Linked DNA regions of Homo sapiens: region 1 is linked to region 2. A link is an interaction called in ENCODE POLR2A ChIA-PET data of the cell type or tissue named here. Cell type or tissue: PC-9. All regions are shown on one strand. Each heading gives the region's core, and the rest is flanking DNA. Links, peaks and the distances in the headings are about the cores only. Region 1 overlaps KAZN (kazrin, periplakin interacting protein). Region 2 overlaps FHAD1 (forkhead associated phosphopeptide binding domain 1).

Region 1 (2,907 bases), core at 257-2,756, 260 kb after region 2:
CCGAGATTGCGCCATTGCACTCCAGCCTGGCCAACAAGAGTGAAACTCCGTCTCCAAAAAAAAAAAAAAAAAAATCAAAAAAAAAAACAAAAAAACAAAACCTCTGATTAGAAATGACCCTGCTGAAATTCAATATTATAAATCATTACAAGAATGTAAAAAAAAAATGCTTATCCATCCATAGAGACAGGACACAACATTAAAACAATAGGTGATAAGTCTACACAAATGTTCATAGTTACTGCCTTTCTGTGCTGGGGAGAATATGGTTATTTTCTTTTTGTTGTATGTCTCTGTATTTTCAAAGTTCCCTAGTAAACATGTATAGTTTTGTAATAAAAACTTTGGAAAAATTAAATACTAGGAAGCAATATGAATGGTTATTGATGAGAGTTTGTTTGAAGGAATGACGCTCCATTCATATGTTGGAATATGTGCAATGAATAAAAAGTCCTGTCACGGGAAAACATCCACCACCTACTGCCAAATGAAAAAGGAAAACACGGCCGGGTGCGGTGGCTCACGCCTGTAATCCCAGCACTTTGGGAGGCAGGTAGATCACGAGGTCAGAAGATCGAGACCGTCCTGGCTAACACGGTGAAATCCCATCTCTACTAAAATTACAAAAAATTATCCCGGCGTGGGCGTGGTAGCACACGCCTGTAGTCCCAGCTACTCCAGAGGCTGAGGCAGGAGAATCACTTGAACCTGGGAGGCAGAGGTTGCAGTAAGTCGAGATTGTGCCACTGCACTCCAGTCTGGGCGACAGAACAAGACTCCATTGCAAAAACAAAAAACAAAAAACAACAAAACACAGCAGGCACAGTGTAACCCTGACTGTGGTTTAAAAATTATATGTAGATGTAAAGTGTATAATTATTATATACACGTGTGTGTATACAATATACTAGGTGGAGAAAATCTAGTATATAAAAATATGTAAAGTACTAGATGGATCAACATGAAAAGTCTGTCTCTGGAAAAGAAGTGATAGGTAATTGTGCGAGTGTGTGTGTGAATGTGCCCGTGTGAGTGTGAGAGTATTTGTGACTGTGCATACTTTTCTGTCTCCCAAGTTTTCTGCATTGACTATAGTATGTTTGATATGTAGAAAAAAGCCTAGAAATCTCACTTTTTCAAGTTACAAACCCCCTCCCCACAAGGCCTTCCCTCTCTCCATTTTAAACTCCTTGAGGGACTCTTTGAAAAGGACTGTATCCACCTGGTGACCACACACTCATCCATCATCCCCATCTCCACCAAAACCTGTCTCCCAAACACCTTGTGCCTCAGTTTCCTCCTCTGTAAAGCTAACCCGGTACCATTCTCTGCTGCCTGCCTCCTCTGTGGGCTGCCGTGAGGACTCAGCGGGGGTGAGTGTGACGGGCTGTCCGTGCTGGGACAAGTATGGGTTGAGAGGTCACTGCCAACATTATCACGTTTCCCTTCTCAGTGAGCCTAAGCCCTTTGTTTTTCCCAAGGAAATGGCAGAGGTTGCAGAGAGCTCTGTGCAGGTCACCCGTCTGAGTGGCCTCCTGTTGCCATGGTGCCAGGAATGCGGAAACGGCAGCAGCTGCCTCTGCAGCCCCGCCAGGGCCCCACCTTCCTGCCAGGTGACAGGGCTGTCAGGCCGGGGTGCAGGCCGGCAGCCAGTGCTGGTGCCCGGCTCCCACGGACCGGCATGGCTTGCAGGGAAGTCTTTTGGATCAGGCACAGGACTCCAAATTCTATAGGGATTGGAACAGGCACTGAAACACGGCATCCTTCCTGGATGGGAAAGAGCTGAGAGCCCCCGGGAGGCCTCCAGCCTGGCTGGCTTCACTCTGTTTTATTCTGCTAGCTGAGTCTCACCTCTGTTATGTGCTTCTGGGAAGAGGAGAGGTGATATGTGGCCAAATCTGGTTACCCAAAGTTCCAAGACACGGCCCCTGTCATCCATTTGGACCAGGCTTTGGAGTTGAACAGACCTCAGCATCAGGCAGATTCCTTGAAGCCTCCGTTTCTCCATATATAAAATGGGAATAATGAGAATATCTGCCTCGTAGCTTGAAATGAATGTTATAAACTCTGAATGCGAAGCTATGGGGGTGTGAAAGTTGCAGATACCAGGATGAAATCACTTTTGTCAGAACCAGAAGAATTAGAGCCGGGAAATCACGAAGGAGGGGAACTCATGCTTGCATGTTTGAGATAAGGACTGTCTCAAGGACTTTCTAAAATAGCCCCCAAGAAATTCCTTCTTCAGGACTGCAGCAATTCAGGTAAGATGTTCTCCAAAGAACACTGCCCAGTAACGTCATCTCCACCAATGAACTGATGCCAACTCTAGCTTTGAGCCTCTGCAGCCAATGAAGTCTGTTTCCAAGCAGCTTATGTGAACTTCTCTTTTTTTTTTTTTTTTTTTTTTTTTTTTTTGCCAATAAAAGCTTCCCTTTGCTGTCCCCTCTCCAGACGCACCTATGGCTTGCCACAGCTATACTTCCAGAGACTAATCCATTTATGCTTACTCCCAAATACATTCATCATATAGGAGATATTTTTTTCTGATGTCTGTTTTTTCAGGCTGACAGTAGGCACTTAGTCAAGGCTGGCTATTGTTGGCAATAAGGGGCCCCTCTCCTGGGGCTTGGGCACTGTTTGGCCACACCTAGAGTTTAGCTGCAGCCACTTCCTTCCCACTACATTCCTGGCTACAGCTTTGGTGCCTTCAGAGGGAACAAGTCCTCCTGGTTGTCCAGCCTGGCAGGGCAGAAATTCACTGTCCCTGCTGGACTCTTGCCTGGTCAAGGTGGGAGGGGTGGGGCTCTCAGTGAGGTGAGGGTGGATCTGTCCGTTCTGTGCCCAGGTGGGTGGGTGGGGGGTGTCTGCAGCCCTTGGCTATGTCTCCCCAAGAAAGGGAGCTAAAGG
Region 2 (2,907 bases), core at 287-2,786:
ATCCTCTGCAATGAAGCTTGAATTTATCTCCTGAGCCCCGTGGCCTCAAAGTCTCTAAATTCAAGAATCTTCCCCAGGCTTTTGCTGTTGACATCTTGGGGCATTTGACTCAAGTAACTCTTTGGAGACCCTCCTCCTCATCCCCACCCCTGGAGAAATCACTTGGGGGCAAACCTCAGTGACGCTCTGTGAGAGGGCTGCAGGGCACACCTGTGCCAGAGACGCCAAGGGAGAACCGACATGTAAACGTCTCTCTGTCCTGGGTCAGATCAAATGGCACAGGCTTTGCCCAGAGGTCTTTTTGTTTCTCCTGCAGCAGTGGGTGGGCAAGGATTTTACTCAAGGAGTCAGTGTTGAAGAAAAACAAATGCCCAAACAGAAGAAGAGGCACAAGTGGCAGCAGAGACAGTAGTAACAGCTGCCGTTTACTCGGCAATCATTCCGCAGGCCAGGCCCTCCATTATACACTAGATCTGAGCCCACAGCCGCCCCTTCGAGAAGGGAGGCAGCGGTAGGTCTGCTGCAGCCAGGAAGTAGCCCAGCTCGGATTTGAACTTGTGTCTCATCTGGCTGCAAAGCCCGCACTCCTCTGTGCTGTGTCAGGATTGAGGAATTCATGAAAGCAGATGTGAAAAAGGATCAGGGATCTGAGGGTGACCACAAGCTAAACATGAATCCACAAATGTGACAGAGCTTTCCCAAAAGCTAGTTTGGATGCATTAACAGAAGTAGAATATCTTCAATGCGGGAGGGAGGAGTCCTCCCCTAGGCTACCGTGGCTGGAGAACAGTGGTTCTGGCCACCTCCCTTTAGGAAGAAAATGGGTGATGGGTGACAAACTCAATGCCTATGAAGCCCGGACAGATACCAAAAATGACGTGGGCTGTGTTTAATGCAACGGGGAGTGGTGAGGACTCTGGCAAACTGCTGCTACCCGGTAAGGCTTCTAGTCCATTTTTGCTAAGTAGAAACAAGGGCTAGATTTTCTGACTTTTCGGGAGAGGCTGGAAATCTGAACTTTTAAATAGATTTTATGAATTCAAAGTAAAATATTCCGGGGCCAAATATAACTTCCACAGGCCCTTTTTAGTCGCTGAGCTACCAGTCTGTGACTTCTGGAGAGCAGCACAGGCCACAGGAGGCAGCCAGGGCCAGGCTCTAGTCCTGTGAGGGACCTGAGGAACAAGGGCGCTTGGGCCCGGGGAGGAGCAGACACAGGGTGCGGGCGCCCCTGTTTTCACACATCTGAGTCATCATGTGGAAGAGGAAGTAGATGTATCTTGTGGGAGCGCAGGGGAGGGCGGAGGACTGATACTCCTCCGGGGCGTAAGAGTTTGACACAACTCAACCTAAAGGGAAAACTTTCTGTCGGCCTGAGGCATCCATGCTGGGACGGACTGTCCTGGGGTGGAGAACATTCCTTAGTGGTGGTGCTGAAGGCTGGAGGCTTTTAGGATGCTGGTGGAGGGTCCACGCAGCCCTGAGGTCCCATGACTCTGTCATTCTCCCGTTTCTGTGCTTTGGAACACAGAAGACGCCCATGTCACCATTCCTACTTGTCTCCCAAGCGCTCTCTCTCTCTGACTGTGTTTTACACTGTTTACAATTTTTTCCCAACTGGTTGTCAAGGCTACAACTCCAGGGTTCCCTCCTTGAGTCTCCCACGCTTCCCAAAGTAGCTGAGCCCACCCAAACGCAAACTCCACGAGGAAGGCTCCACCACGATCTCACCCCCATCATCGCCGCTCTGAACTTCCTTCCACATGGCCCTCAAGCCGACTGGGGCTCAGCCGACTCTATCTCCCCGAGCGTACCTCCTTCTGGCGGGCCAAGCGTTCCTCCAGCTCTTGGACTCTTGTCTGCTCTTCCTCTAATGCTTCCTTCACTCTGTTCTTCTCCTGGGTAATGCTTTTCGCCAAAGCCTGAGTCAACGATCATTGTTCAATAGACATGGTTACCATGGGAGGAAACTGGACTCTGCCAGGCACCGCACAGGTTTCCTCTTCCCTCCAGACTACACCTCCCTAGGGGACTGTGGACAGCACAGCCCTGGAGCTCAGAGCCGGCGGGCCCAGACCAGAGCCCCAGATCCACCCTTCCTAGCTGCAGTGGGGCTCGAGCTGACTCTGTCTCCCTGAGCCACATACCTTCTTCTGCTGGGCCAGGAGGCTCTCCAGTTCTTGCATTCTCTTCCGTTCTTCCTCTAAAGTCTCTTTCGCTCTGTTTCTCTCTTGAGTAATGTACTCCTCCAAAGCCTGGAAACCAATGACCATTGTTTAACAGACATGGTTACCATGGCAGGAATTTGGACGCTGCCAGGCACTGCATGTGCTACCTCTTCACTCCTCACCGCACTCCCCTGGGGAGGCTGTGGGCAGCAGAGCCTAGGAGCTCAGAGCATGTGCTCTGGAGTCAGGAGACCCAGGGTAGAGCCCCAGGTTGATCCTTTCCAGCTGTAAGGCACTGGGGAAGTGAAGCTACCAGAGCCTCAGTTTCCCTGCCTGTACAACGGAGACAGTAATAGTCTTCCTGTGTTGGGTTGATGTGAGGGGTGGATGCGACGATGAACACGAAATGCTTGGCACAGTGATAACCATGCTTCCCACCTTGCAGAGGAGGAAACAGGCTTACATTCAAGAATCCACCCAGTTTACTAGTAAATCACAAGAGGAGGGATTCTAACTCTGACCCATTTGATTCTGAAGCCTGTGTTCTAAACCAGAGGTTAGCAAACTATGGCTTACAGACCAAATCTGGTCTGTTTTTGTAAATAAAGTTTTATTGGAACACTGTGCTTGCTGTGTATTGTCTATGGCTGCTTTTGCAGAAGAGCAGAGAGCATATGACCTGCAAAACTGAAAATATTTACTATCTGGCTCTTTATGGGACAATTTGGCCAATCCCTGA

What was found. ChIA-PET counts read pairs that join two places held together with the same protein. Peaks named below come from ENCODE experiments on the same cell type or tissue, not always from the same donor. Only the 100,000 strongest peaks of a DNase experiment are listed, where the experiment ranks them.
Region 1: POLR2A ChIA-PET joins it to region 2 with 20 read pairs; 2 of 35 experiments call an interaction of 5 or more read pairs at or near these places.

The regions. Positions count from the first base shown.
Region 1 is chr1:15,089,241-15,092,147 of GRCh38, reverse strand. The region is part of intron 8 of KAZN (kazrin, periplakin interacting protein); the gene reads right to left. Among named protein-coding and RNA genes, the nearest start is that of TMEM51-AS1, 62 kb to the left of the region's middle. In PC-9, for the core only: no CTCF peak of the experiment used is centred there; DNase peaks (open chromatin) are centred at 1,517 and 2,687; H3K4me3 peaks cover 843 bases; H3K27ac peaks cover 631 bases.
Region 2 is chr1:15,344,431-15,347,337 of GRCh38, reverse strand. It overlaps FHAD1 (forkhead associated phosphopeptide binding domain 1), which reads right to left. Exons shown (of 34, transcript NM_001391957.1): 17 at 2,148-2,255; 18 at 1,815-1,922. Among named protein-coding and RNA genes, the nearest start is that of FHAD1-AS1, 2.0 kb to the right of the region's middle. RefSeq lists an enhancer at 1,346-1,545. In PC-9, for the core only: no CTCF peak of the experiment used is centred there; DNase peaks (open chromatin) are centred at 787 and 1,277; H3K4me3 peaks cover 481 bases; H3K27ac peaks cover 2,500 bases.